2 separate regions of the Homo sapiens genome follow, and region 1 is linked to region 2. Evidence: chromatin contacts called from ENCODE Hi-C data. All regions are on one chromosome and are shown on one strand. Each heading gives the region's core, a stretch centred on a gene start or an enhancer-like site at or near the end of the contact. The rest is flanking DNA. Distances are from core to core; before and after follow the strand shown. Region 1 holds the start of SPECC1L (sperm antigen with calponin homology and coiled-coil domains 1 like). Region 2 overlaps ZNF70 (zinc finger protein 70).

What was found. Hi-C counts contacts between places; a loop is a spot of excess contacts on that map. Pooled maps may share reads with other maps.
Region 1: a map of psoas muscle shows a loop between it and region 2 (10-fold over the local background). The contact joins the promoter of SPECC1L here to the enhancer-like site in region 2. A Hi-C loop is called at or near these places in 1 of 168 maps with a recorded cell type or tissue (psoas muscle), 2 of 37 single-sample maps with no recorded cell type and 7 of 50 pooled maps.

What each region holds. Positions count from the first base shown.
Region 1 is chr22:24,267,943-24,274,648 of GRCh38, forward strand. It overlaps SPECC1L (sperm antigen with calponin homology and coiled-coil domains 1 like), which reads left to right and starts at 2,889. Exons shown (of 17, transcript NM_015330.6): 1 at 2,889-3,041. SPECC1L-ADORA2A (SPECC1L-ADORA2A readthrough (NMD candidate)) reads left to right here and starts at 2,875. Exons shown (of 20, transcript NR_103546.1): 1 at 2,875-3,041. It also overlaps the pseudogene RPS10P29. RefSeq lists a silencer at 2,678-3,207 and an enhancer at 3,268-3,347.
Region 2 is chr22:23,737,491-23,744,453 of GRCh38, forward strand. ZNF70 (zinc finger protein 70) reads right to left here. Exons shown (of 2, transcript NM_021916.4): 2 at 1,192-6,963. The coding sequence ends at 6,310. Among named protein-coding and RNA genes, the nearest start is that of ZNF70, 10 kb to the right of the region's middle. Within about 2 kb of position 5,510, at least 6 of the 41 ENCODE cell types and tissues checked have a DNase peak (open chromatin) inside an H3K27ac peak, as active enhancers do; they include psoas muscle, where a contact is called at or near this core.

The DNA of each region.
Region 1 (6,706 bases), core at 1,639-4,138, 530 kb after region 2:
TGGCCAGCATAGCAAAACCCCAACTCTACCAAAAATACAAAAATTAGCTGGGCGTGGTGGCACATGCTTGTAACCCTAGCTACTTGGGAGGCTGAGGCGGGAGAATCACTTGAACCTGGGAGGAGGAGGTTGCAGTGAGCCAAGATCACGTGACTGCAACAGAGAAATTCTGTCTCAAAAGAAAAATATAACTTCATAAAAACGAAGTAGGGAGAAACAGAAAAGTTTGTCTAGATCTAGAACCATCAAAGGAATTGAATGTTTATTTTAAAATCTGTATCCCGGCCGGGCGCAGTGGCTCAAGCCTGTAATCCCAGCACTTTGGGAGGACGAGGTGGGCGGATCACAAGGTCAGAAGATCGAGACCATCCTGGCTAACATGGTGAAACCCCATCTCTACTAAAAATACAAAAAATTAGCCGGGCCTGGTGGTGGGTGCCTGTAGTCCCAGCTACTCGGGAGCCTGAGGCAGGAGAATGGCGTGAACCCGGGAGGCGGAGCTGGCAGTGAGCCGAGATGGTGCCACTGCACTCCAGCCTGGGCGACAGAGCGAGACTCCGTCTCAAAAAAAAAAAAAAAAAAAAAAAAATCTGTATCCCATCCCCTCAAAAATCTCACAAAAAAACAAAACCAAAGAAAAGTACCTGGCCCAGATGATTTTATGGACAGCAAACATTAAAAAGAACATAAAGTTTTTATCTTCTACATAATTTTTAAAAATTAATTATTTATTTTTGACAGAAAGTCTCGCTTTGTAGCCCAGACTGGAGTGCAGTGGCGTGATCTCTGCTCACTGCAACCTCTGCCTCCCAGGTTCAAGCAATTATCCTGCCTCAGCCTCCAGAGTAGCTGGGATTACAGGTGTGCCCGGCTAATTTTTTGTATTTTTAGTAGAGATGGGGTTTCACCATGTTGGCCAGGCTGTTCTTGAACTCCCGACCTCCGGTAATCCGCCCACCTCGGCCTCCCAAAATGCTAGTTTTACAAGCGTAGGCCACAGTGCCCAGCCTAGATAATCTTTCAGAAAAAGAAGCAAATGGAATTCTCCCCAACTCACTGTGAATTTAGTATAGGCTTAAAACCAAACCAGACATAAATAGTACAAGGAGGCAAAAGTATGGACTAACTTCTTATGGACATATATGCAAAAACGCTAAATAAAATATTAGCAAATAATCCAGCAATGGATTAAACATGTATCACGACCAAGTTGGGGTTTTCCTAGGAAACTAAGATTATGTAATAAAAGAAAAAACTATTAAAGTAGTACAAACTATCAAAGGAAAAAACCTGTATGATCATTGCAACAGGTTCATTTGCGACATAATACAATTTTTTTCTTTTTTTTTTTTTAAGTCTTTTTGGCTGTAAGTTTATTCAATGCAAAATAATCCTCTCCAATTCTACTGAGGTGGCTGACGGTGTCCACGACCAAATTTGCCTCTAAACTGGAATTCGGTTGCTGACCCAGCCCCAGCCTCGGCTTTCTTGTCGGCACCAGGGGGCACAGCACTCCTTCTGTAGGTATCTCTGTCGGCTTCTCCTCTTGTGAGTCTTGCAGGTCGCTCACCCTCCAGACCTTTAGACCGAGGCCTGCCAGTCCCTGGACGGCTGCGGCGTAGGGTGGCAGGCACAATCTCCAGGGGCAGATGAAGGTAATCACGGAGATACTGGATATCCTCATTGGTAAGGTACCAGTAGACATGTCTCCAGGCAAACTGTTCCTTCACGTAGTAGCCTCGGGACTACATGACAGGAAGGTTGGGCACACACATTCTTTTTTTTTTGAGAGGAGTCTCACTCTGTCGCCCAGGCTGGAGTGCAGGGGCGCGATCTCGGCTCACTGCAACCTCCGCCCCCTGGGTTCAAGCAATTCTCCTGCCTTGGCCTCCCGACTAGCTGGGATTACAGGTGTCTGCCACCGCGCCTGGCTAATATTTTTGTATTTTTAGTAGACACGGGTTTCACCATCTTGGCCAGGCTGGTCTTGAACTCCTGACCTCGTGATCCGCCCGCCTCGGCCTCCCAAAGTGCTGGGATTACAGGCCTAAGCCACCGCGCCCGGCCGGGCACATTCTTGTCTGCCAACTCCAGGTGCTTAGGCATGTGGACATCCTTCTTGACCACCGTGACTTCCTCTTTAAAAAGGAGTTCATAAATGGCAATCCGGTTTTTCTTAGGCATCAGCATTCTGGGGAGGAGCAGCCGCTAAGGTGGCAGGGTGGCCCGGATGGGGGCCGATGGAACTCGAACTCCCCCAGAATTTCTTTAATATTTTATATATATATATATATATATATACATATATATATGTATATATATACACATATATATACATATATATATACGTATATATATATGTATATATATACATATATATATACGTATATATATATACGTATATATATATGTATATACATATATATATACATATATGTTGCTCGCTTATTCTTTTTGTCTGTTCCCTTATGTACCGGGAGTGCCAGGAGGACAGGGCTTTGTGTTTTCCTCACTGCTGTCTGGCTCATGCATAGCACAGTCCTTGGCACACGGTAAACACGCTGAGGAGAACTTTTGGGACTAGCGGACTCTGAGCATCATTCCGCTGGGCCCAGTGGGGCCTCTGAAGGGACCCGCCTTGCCCGGCTCCAGCCCAAGACCTGAGGCATGCGCACCGGCTGGCCGGCTACTTTCTTGACCGGCCAAGTGGCAGAGCGGCTGCGCGACCCAGTGCCGAGACGGACGCGAGCCGGAGATGGGGGAAGGGGAGGGGGTGGTGGTGGGGGACGGCGGCGCCTGCGCAGTGAAGGAATGTAGGCGGGGCCTCCACGACGCCTGCGCAGACGGCCGCAGCCCTGCTGGGCGCGAAGGGGCTGGCCAAGGGCGGGGCCCGCGAGGGAGGCCGGGCGGCCCGGCAAGCGGCGCTGCGGGGTAGGCTGCTTTCCTGAGGCCGGACTCAACGGGTCTCGGCTGAGCCACCGGGTGAGCTCACCGCCCAGCCCAAACCAGGAGATTGCGAGGGAGCGATGCGGTGCAGCGCGGTAAGAGCAGCAGCCGGGTTCCCGCAGTGTTCGCTGGCGGGTTGGTTTATCGCCTCAGCGCCGCCCGCGCTGCCGCGCCCGGGCGTCCCCGCAGACCCCGGCAGGCCCAGCGCCTGCGCCGTCTCTGCTCCTGGGCCCCTCCAGTGTGTCCCGCGCCTGCGCCTTTCCCTTCCCGCGCCGTCCTCGTTCTGGGCTTCGGGGCTTCTGGAACAACCCGCAGGCTTCGCCGCCGAGACCCACTGGCCTTCGTCCGTTGGTGTTGGGGTTCAGCTGGTTCTGGGACCCCGCTTGCGGCTTGACTGTGTGCAGACAGGCCGGGTGCGACCCTCGTGCTTGCCTTTCCGCCGCTCCGGGAGAGGCTGGGGCTGCCGCCCCATCGCCCGGGTCCCTTGCCTGGGGCGGGGACAGCGTTGTTCAGTGGCCCCGAGGGCGCAGAGCGGAGGAGCAGGGGCCACAGGCGGCGGACCCCGGGCCTGCTGCCGGTGCTGCTTCTGCTGTGGCCGGCGCCCGAGGCGGACGGAACGTCCTTTTTTCTTGAGACGTGGTTAATTGCATCAGGTTGGATGTGAATAATCCGGTACCTGTCTGAGGAAATTTTGCGTTTCCAGGAATTTGGTAATTGTATTACCTTAAGTAGTTAAGTCTAAGACATCATAGTCGCGGCACGTTGGGCAAGCTGCCCTGGAGATGACGAAAAGAAATCAGTTTCCAGTAGTTTTAGCCCATTTACAGAACACGCAAAAATTCTGTGATCATTCAAATGCGGGGAACCTTGATTTGTTGATATCCTTGATCATTTGTCCAAGTACCAGAAGGGCGAGGAAAAGATTCCCGTGAACAGCCCAGGTGATTTCAGGGAACAGTGTTTTCTTTTGTCAAAAGAGCCTCTTAAGCCATGATAATATTTCCCAAGCTTATAACAGATACAAGCCTTTAAAAAATGGCATTTGCTGTCACCCAGTAGGACACATCTTGAGATGAAATCAGAGCTGTAGGCTTTGTAGACAACAGCAGTCATTTCTGGTGGCTTCAGGGAGTGGAGGGGGACTGCAATTTTGCCAATGTAGGTGATACCAAAGGGACTATAGTAATTTTTTCTTCGTAATTAAAAACCAGGCCAGGCGCGGTGCCTCATGCCTGTAATCCCAGCACTTTGGGAGGCCGGGGCGGGCGGATCACCTGAAGTCAGGAGTTCAAGACCAGCCTGACCAACATGGTGAAATCCTGTCTCTACTAAAAATACAAAAAGCGCGCGCCTGTAATCCCAGCTACTCAGGAGGGTGAGGCAGGAGAATCGCTTGAACCCGGGAGGCGGAGGTTGCAGTGAGCCGAGTTCGCGCCACTGTACCCCAGCCTGGGCTACAGAGCGAGGCTCCGTCTCAAAAAAACAAAAACCAGATATAACAAGGCCGAGCTCCCTGGCTCACGCCTGTAATCACAGTAGTTTGGGAGGCCGAGGCGGGTGGATCACCTGAGGTTAGGAGTTCGATACCAGCCTGGCCAACATGGTGAAACCCCGTCTCTACAAAAAATATAAAAATTAGTCGGGCGTGGTGGCACACGCTTGTGATCCCAGCGGCTCGGGAGGCCGAGACAGGAGAATTGCTTAGGAGGCAGAGGGTGCAGTGAACCGAGGTCTCGCCACTGCACTCCAGCCTGGGCGACAGAGTGAGACTCTGTCTCAAAAAAAAAAAAAAACAGCTATTACAATATACATGTATGTTGTAAAATAACCAAACCAACATAGAAGGGTATATAGTGAAAGGAGAAGTATTGTTGTGGGTAAAATTGTTTCAATAAATGGCTAATCCAGTATTTTTTTCCTCCAAAAAAACACCTTTTCCCCTTTGATTTAGTGTATACCACACAGAGTCGCTTAGCCGATTCAGTGACTTTTTTGATAGCTGGAGAATGCTTCCTAATGGTTGCAGGTGTGTAGGGGTTTTCTTGACATTTTCAGTAAGAAAGTGAATGTTGTGCCATAGGAAAGCTTTATCACAGGTGCACGTTGGTAGCCAACTAAATAACGTGAGTGTCAAGTACAGTATCTAGTGAGTGGAGAATAACTGTAATAATTACAATTACAGTTGTAGTTAAAGTGAAGTTTGTATCAAAATTTCTGTTTCAAAGGTGAACTTTTAGGAGGTGTATCTGCGGTGTTTCTTCCTCAGATGTGATTTCTCTGAAGCAGTGGTTCTCTATAACTGACTTGACACACAGTGCATCTGATATTTCGAATGACTTAAGTGATAGTATCAAAATTACTATCATATACATATTTAAATCACATGACTAACCTGTGTGTGGTATTATGCAAACTGCTCAGCTCAGTAAGGGAACAGAAATAAGAAAAAAAGGACAATATTGGGAGTCTTTTATACAATTCAATTTATTCAATTGAAGGACTATCTTTTCTTTAAAAAAGTTCTGCTTTCTTGGTGTTAAAATAAAGCATCTTTTATGAAATGATGGTGATAGTAAATGGTGATATATGGTAAACGTAAATAGTAAATGCAAGGGTAGTTATTGTGATTTTTAAAAATAAAGAGAGCCGAGAATCTCTTGTTTTCCTGCTGCTGTTAGGGAGTTCAGGAAAAAGTTCCTGGGGCTTTTGCTGTTAAGAAGATTCAAATATAGAGTATTTCTTAAGAGTAAATATGAGTTTATTTTGAGATCATTGGTCACAGTCTACTGAGAAATCCACTGAGAAAGCTGTTAAATTTGCATGGCATTAAAGATGTTCCTATTCTGATCATTGTTAAATAGATCTTTTTTATTAGATATAATTGTTTTTGAGACAGTTTCGCTCTTGTTGCCCAGGCTGGAGTCTAATGGCATGATCTCCGCTCACCGCAACCTACGCCTCCCAGGTTCAAGCGATTCTCCTGCCTCAGCCTCCCAAGTAGGTGGGATTACAGGCATGTGCCACCACCCCTGGCTGATTTTGTATTTTTAGTAGAGACAGGGTTTTTCCATGTTGGTCAGGCTGGTCTGGAACTCCCGACCTCAGGTGATCCGCCTGCCTTGGCCTCCCAAAGTGCTGAGATTACAGGCACTAGCCACCTCACCCAGCCCCAGGAGATTTTTTTGTGTTGTGCCAACAAATAAGCCTAGGCAGGGAAATTCTTTCTGGTGGTTGGAATTGTTAGTACTGAATAGACTAGATGCGAGGTAAAGAACCCCCATGGGGTTTTCTGTCAGCTCAGAAATCATTGTGACCTCAGTCTTTTACTGTGAAATAACATGACCATTAGGAAAGTAGCCTTAAACAACGTATTTTGGGTATGTTGAGAGGGAGGGACAATTATGATCTGTTCCAAAGTGAACATAACAGATGATCCCTGTGTCTGTGAAGCCTTTAAAATTTATAGTGCTCTTCTATTAATTTCAAGTAAGATTTAGAGTTATTGTGACATACTCTTAAAAAACCTGCAGTGTATCAAAAGGCACGTTTTTAAAGCATCTTGAAATGAAATTAATAATGTAATATCTACTTCTTCAGAATAGTAGTTTTTACATTCTGAAGACTGACTGACTGCTCTCAGCCACTTCTGAGTTCTCTATTTTCAAAGAATAATTTGGTATTCCATAAAGGAAATCTGTAAATAAGAGAAGAGAGTGAATATCTTTTAACAGTGTTTTTCCTGATCTTTTCCAAACATCTT
Region 2 (6,963 bases), core at 4,260-6,759:
ACGCCACTGCACTCTAGCCTGGCAACAGAGTGAGACTCCGTCCCCCAAAAAAAAAAAAAAAAAATTAGCCAGGTGCAATGGCGCGTGCCTGTAATCTCAGCTACTTTGGAGGCTGAGGCAGGAGAATCGCTTGATCCTGGTTGCAGTGAGCCGAGATCGCACCACTGCACTCCAGCCTGGGCTACAGAGCAAGACTTCATCTCAAAAAAAAAAAAAAAGAAAGAAAGAAATACTTCAAAACACTAATAGTGTAATAATCAACTGCACCTGATAGTTTGCTAAGCATGTTTGCATTCCTTATACCACTGAGGCCCCCAAGGCTGTGAGTGTCATCATTCCCCCATGTTATAGCTTAGGACCCTGAAGTCAGAGGCTGTAACTTGAGGAATGGGCTCAGGGCAGATCTTGGCACTGAACCCAAATGTGACAAGAAGAGAGACAGGTGGGCCCAATGGCAGACCTCTAGTCTATCCAGAAATGACACTCCACATATGGTTAATAACTCCTAGAGATGGGAGTGAGGGGTGAGCATGGCTTTTTGAGGTTAAATTAGTTAATATATATTAAAATATTAAAATGAAAATAAATTATGCCTTGCTCAATAGTATTAATGATAGAACTTCTCGTACAAAAATAAATTACAGAAAGAACCAGAAAACAAACTCTAACAATTTGTTGTTTATGTAGATGTATAGCAAAATATATACACAAATTTAAAAAACAAAATGCTGAGCTAAACTCTACCAGGCAAATTCAAGAAAAGCAGGGGGCTTCAATTATAATATTTGGAAAAGACAAGTTTAAGCTAGAAATATTAAAAGAGGCAAAGAGGGTACTTAGCATAGTTTTTCTTTTTCTTTTTTTTTTTTTTTTTTTGAGATGGAGTCTTGCTCTGTCACCCAGGCTGGAGTGCAGTGGCACAATCTCTGCTCATTGCAACCTCCACCTCCCGGGTTCAAGTGATTCTTCTGCCCCAGCCTCCCAAGTAGCTGGGATTACAGGCACAAACCACCATGCCCAGCTAATTTTTTGTATTTTTAGTAGAGATGGGGTTTCACTATTATGGCCAAGCTCGTTTCAAACTCCTGACCTCAAGTGATCCGCCCACCTTGGCCTCCCAAAGTGCTAGGATTACAGGCATGAGCCACTGTGCCTGGCCGAGTTTTTCAATATATCACTATTAAATATATATGCCCCAAACATGATACTTATTTATTGATAATTCATACCCTGCCTATTTCTCAAAAATGACTTGAGAAAAACTGCACAACATAGCGACAATACACATACAGAAATTAAAAGTGAAACAGGAATACATAGAGATATAACACACAAACATCAAACTATGATTAGATCAGGTAAATGAGTGTTCTGAACTGCTTTGGTGTCACAGAGGCATTTAAAAATATAGTAAATACTACAGATCCTTGTCCCAGCAAAATTCCTTCAAGCACATACCCAGCTTTGTTCGATCCCTAGGGGTCTGCAACTCCTAAACCCCTACATGCTAAAGACTCCTAGGCAGGCCATGGACCCCCAGATTAAGAACTCTAAAGTAAATGAAAGTCAGAGAAAATATGGATTTGAATAAAATAATGAAAAAATTGAGTTAACAAATAGAACTGGTAGAATAAAAACACATTTTGAGATTACACAAATGCTTTTATAAAAACTGATAATATATTCAGGCCCAAAGAAGTCCTATGGACACTTAGAAATGTTGACACCACAGTACAGTAAGAAATAAGCAGCAATACCCTAAGCATTCATCACTTAGAAATTTTTTTTATATATATTTTTTTTGAGACAGAGTCTAGCTCTTTTGCCCAGGCTGGAGTGCAGTGGCACCACCTCGGCTCACTGCAAGCTCTGCCTCCCGGGTTCACACCATTCTCCTGCCTCAGCCTCCCAAGTAGCTGGGACTACAGGCGCACAGCTGCCTGTAGCCACCACGCACGGCTAATTTTTTGTATTTTTAATAGAGACAGGGTTTCATCGTGTTAGCCAGGATGGTTTCGATCTCCTGACCTCATGATCTGCCCGTCTTGGCCTCCCAAAGTGCTGGGATTACAGGCTTGAGCCACCGCTCCCGGCTATTTTTTGTTTTTGTTGTTGTTGTTTTCCCCGAGATGGAGTCTTGCCCTGTCACCCAGGCTGAAGGGTAGTGGCACAATCTTGGCTCACTGCAACCTCCGCCTCCCGGGTTCAAGCGATTCTCCTGCCTCAGCCTCCCGTGTAGCTGGGATTACAGGCACCCGCCACCATGCCCAGTTAATTTTTGTATTTTTAGTAGAGACGGGTTTTCACCATGTTGGCCAGGCTGGTCTTAAACTCCTGACCTCGTGATCCACCCACCTCGGCCTTCCAAAGTGCTGGGATTACAGGTGTGAGTCACCATGCCCGGCCCACTTAGAAATATTTTTAAATAATAACATTTGGGCAAAAGGAAATTCTTAATACTATAACAAAAAACACCACGTCAAAACTTACGGAGTGCAGACAAAGCTGTCACTCTAAGGAGAAGAAGAAATAAAAAAATGCCGAGCGCGGTGGCTCACACCTGTAATCCCAGCACTTTGGGAGGCCGAGGCGGGCGGATCACGAGCTCAGGAGATAGATACCATCTTGGCTAACACGGTGAAACCCCGTCTCTATTAAAAATACAAAAAATTAGCCGGGCGTGGTGGCGGGTGCCTGTAGTCCCAGCTACTTGGGAGGCTGAGGCAGGAGAATGGTCTGAACCTGGGAGGTAGAGCTTGCAGTAAGCCGAGATCGCCCCACTGCACTACAGCCTGGGTGACAAAGCAAGACTCCATCTCAAAAAAAGAAAAAAGAAAAAAGAAAAAAAAAGGTAGGACAACAAAAACAAAGAACAACTAAATTAAAAGATAATTGATTAAAATATTGCCAGGGATGATCTTTTATAACTTTACACTGTTTGAGAATCTAAATAGAATGAGAGAGTTTAAAAAAAAAAATCTAATAAGCTGGCTGGGCACATGGCTCACGCCTGTAATCCCAACACTTCAGGAGGCCAAGGCAGGCAGATCAGGAGGTCAGGAGTTCGAGACCAGCCTGGCCAACATGGTGAAACCCCATCTCTACTAAAAATACAAAAGTTAGCCAGGCGTGGTGGCACATGCCTGTAATCCCAGCTACTCAGGAGGCTGAGGCAGGAGAATCACTTGAACCCGGGAGGCAGAGGTTGCAGCAAGCCAAGATCGCACCACTGCACTCCAGCCTGGGTGACAGTGAGACTCTGTCTCAAAAAAAAAAAAAAAAAAAAAAAAACTAATAAAACAAGGAAAGAATTTGAACAGAGGGAATGAGGCTCTGGTCATACTTCCAAAAAAGAACCTGGTCTTACCATGTTTATCTGTTAACCCTTGGGAGAGAGGGGGGATCTTCATCTCCACGTTACACAAAAATTAGAAAGAGAGAGGGAGGGAGAGGAGGAGAAAGTGCACATTTCAAAATGCAAGAACAGCACAGAATTATGAGCTGGGAGTGATGCTGGAGTGGGCAGGGGCGGCCTGATCTCCATGCGGCTTGCTCAGAGTGGGTAAACCAGGTTGGCTGAAACGAGGGTTTACGTGCAGGAAAGCTCCTGAAAGTTGGTTTTAAGGAGAGTGGTGACTTGTGCAAAATGATGCTTTAAAAATCAATTTGGCTGGGGTGTGCAGGAAGGATGGGGAGGGAGAAACCAAAGATAGGTAACAGACATTTGCCAGATGATAACGGTGGGGAAGAGGGGCAGGTGTAAAGAGGAGGTAGATCTTTCAGGGACCCCTGCTTGATGCCGCCTGCTGTCCCCACTGCATCCTAGCATTCTCTCTTCACTCTTGATAGAGACAGGCCTGAAATGACAGGCCACTTGCAGGCAATGCCCAGGGCACCATCCAGTCAGTCCAACTGGTTACACAGAGGGTTCTGGTGGACAATGGAGTGCTGGTTAAATGTTAAATGTTTCACATACGTAGCAAAGACAGGGGCTGGACAGAGGCATGGCTGGAACTCCCACCATGACCTCTCCAGCCCATCATATCTGTCATTTGGAAATCTCTGGCCTATCAAGACCCACTTAGTAACAGTTATGGCTTTCCCATGTTTATTCATCAAAACTAGGCATAATGGCCATGCTGAGCTTCTGATCAGCTGAAATACCCAGTGTTACCATGATGAGTTCATGTTAGCCCAGCCATAAATGTTTAGGAAACTTCAAAACAGCCTAGACTGCCTCCTTCCCCACTAGCTCTGAGGAGCCCAAGGGAAGCCAGGACTAAAGAGATCCCCAAGGCCCCAGCCAAACACTTTCCAAGCGCCCAGCTGACCATCAGCCTGAGCCCATCCCTGAGGCTCCGGGTGCGGGGAGCAGGGAGTGAGGGCACTGAGACAGAATGGCCTTCAAGCTCTGCTCAGCCAAAGCCAGCAGGCTGACATTGGAAGCTGTCGAGGGATGCACAAAAACCCAGCATGGGCCAGGTGTGGAGGCTCATGCCTGTAATCCCGGCACTTTGGGAGGTCAAGGCGGGCAGATCACGAGGTCAAGAGATCGAGACCATCCTGGCCAACATGGTGAAACCCCGTCTGTACTAAAAATACAAAAAATTAGCCAGGCATGGTGGCACGCACCTGTAGTCCCAGCTACTCAGGAGGCTGAAGCAGGGGAATCGCTTGAACCCAGGAGGCAGAGCTTGCAGTAAGCCAAGATCACGCCACTGCATTCCAGCCTGGCAACAGGGCAACACTCCATCTCAAAAAAAAAAGCCCAGCACAGGGCCCACAGCCTGGCTGCACACTAGGAAGTTATAATCACCTGGGGAGCTTTAAAACATGCCACCACTGGGGCTGACTGAACTGGTCCAGGTGGGACACAAGCAATGGTACTGTTTAAACAAGCCCCACGTGAACTCCTAGTTGGCAGGCGGGGAAGACAGACAGAATGTGGAAGTGCAGAATGACACTGCTGCTACAGGAGGCTCAGGATGGCATCCTAGAGGAAGTGTCCTTGTGTGGGACACTGCATCCGCAGGCATACACAGCCCAGGCTGCAAGGGGTGGAGGGAGAGAAAGCCCTGTTCAATGAGAGGTCCCACTGCTCAGAAACCAGACGGGAACATCTCTCCAGTCCGTGGAAATGCACAGGGGTGGGGCAGGGGTCACTCTGGGTCTCTGTCCTCAGTCACCATGACTGCTCACAGTTGCCAAAGCACTTTCACAGTGGCTGTGTTCTGAATGACAGCCTGGCACCAACCCTTAGAGGCACGTGGCCAGTTCCCATTACCCCAACTCTTGGATGGGGGAATGGAGCCTGGGGAAGTTACAGGACTTGTTCAAGCTCACCCAGGTAGGAGGGGGTGGAACTAGGACTTGAACCCAGACCTTCTGATTAGAACACAGCCTCCTCCAACAAGCCACCCAGCTTCCCAGGTCCCCTGACACTGGGGCAGGAGGGCTGCATCATTGCCAGAACAGACCAGACCCAGGCCCTGCTGATGTCCAAGGCACACTGTGGTCTTGGGGACACTATGTCTCAGGGAGGGGTTATTCCTGGAGGGCAGTCATGTCCGGTGTCCAGGCTGAGTCACGGCTGGGTGTCAAACATCCTCTGGCCAACAGGATCAAATCTCTATCCTCCTGTAACAGAGCTGTCTGAGGGAAACTGCCCTAGGGCTAAGGAGAGGGTTAAGAGGCCACGCCCAGGGGCTCACCACCCTCATCCCCAATCTCAAGACCCACCCTCCAGACCTGCCTTTGCTCTGCAGACCTGTTTTGGTTGTCCCCACCAATGCCCAACGCAGTGAGAAAATTCTACTTTGCTGCTGACACATCTACTTTTGAATTCATTTTTCTTCTACTGCTTTGGACTGTGAGTGTGGTTTCTGTCTTCTAAAAGTGCCAGACTGCAGCCTGTTTTAAAGAGTTCTTCTGATATTTTCCTGGGTTTAATTCAACTTTCTCCCTCTTGGCATTTATTCTTCTAGATTCTGGGAAATGTGAAGACAGGGCAAAATGAAATCCTGTAGGCTTGGGAGTCAAATGCAAGAAGGAGAAACTGAAGGCCAGCTGTCTTTTCTGGCTGCCCTCCCTATCACCCCACCTTCCCTTCCATGCAGAAAACCTGCTGAGAGCTGGCGTGCTTGGCCCAGGGCCACACAGGGCCTTCCTGCTAGTGGGATGTTCAAGAGCGCTTAGGTGGGAAGGTTTCCATTCAGCATCAGGGAGGTAGGTGGGGTCTTGGAGACCACGCGACGTGGAATAAAGGCTCCATCTGGCACAGGCTTTCAAGCTTTGTGTGGGCTCCTCTTTCTATAGCTTCTCCCCAGAATGAATCTTCTGATGGCGAATCAGGTGCGAGCTCCCCCGGAAGGACTTGCCGCACAGATTGCACACGTAGGGCTTCTCTCTGGTGTGGGTTTTATAGTGCTCAATGAGGGCTGACCGGTGCCGGAAGGCTTTGCCACACTCGCAGGTGTAGGGCTTCTTGCCGGTGTGGATTCTCTGGTGCTGGATCAGCGCAGAGCTGTGGCAAAAGGCCTTGCCACACTGACAGCACTCGTAGGGCTTCTCACCGGTGTGGATGCGCTGGTGCTCAATGAGGGAGGAGCTCTGGCTGAAGGCTTTCCCACACTTCTGGCATTTGTAGGGCTTCTCGCCAGTGTGGGTCTTGCGGTGCTCAATGAGGTTGGAGCTCTGGCTGAAGGCCTTCCCGCACTCATCGCATTTGTATGGTTTCTTCCCAGTGTGGATCCGCTGGTGTCGGATGAGGTGTGACCTGTGACAAAAGGCTTTCCCACAGAGATCGCACTCGTGAGGTTTCTTTAGGGTGTGGATCTTCCGATGCTGGCTCAGGCCTGAGCTCTGGTTGAAGGATTTCCCACATTCCTTACACTGATAAGGTCTCTCTCCTGTATGAATTCTCTCGTGTTTTCTGAGGCTGGAGCTCCGGCTGAAATCTTTCCC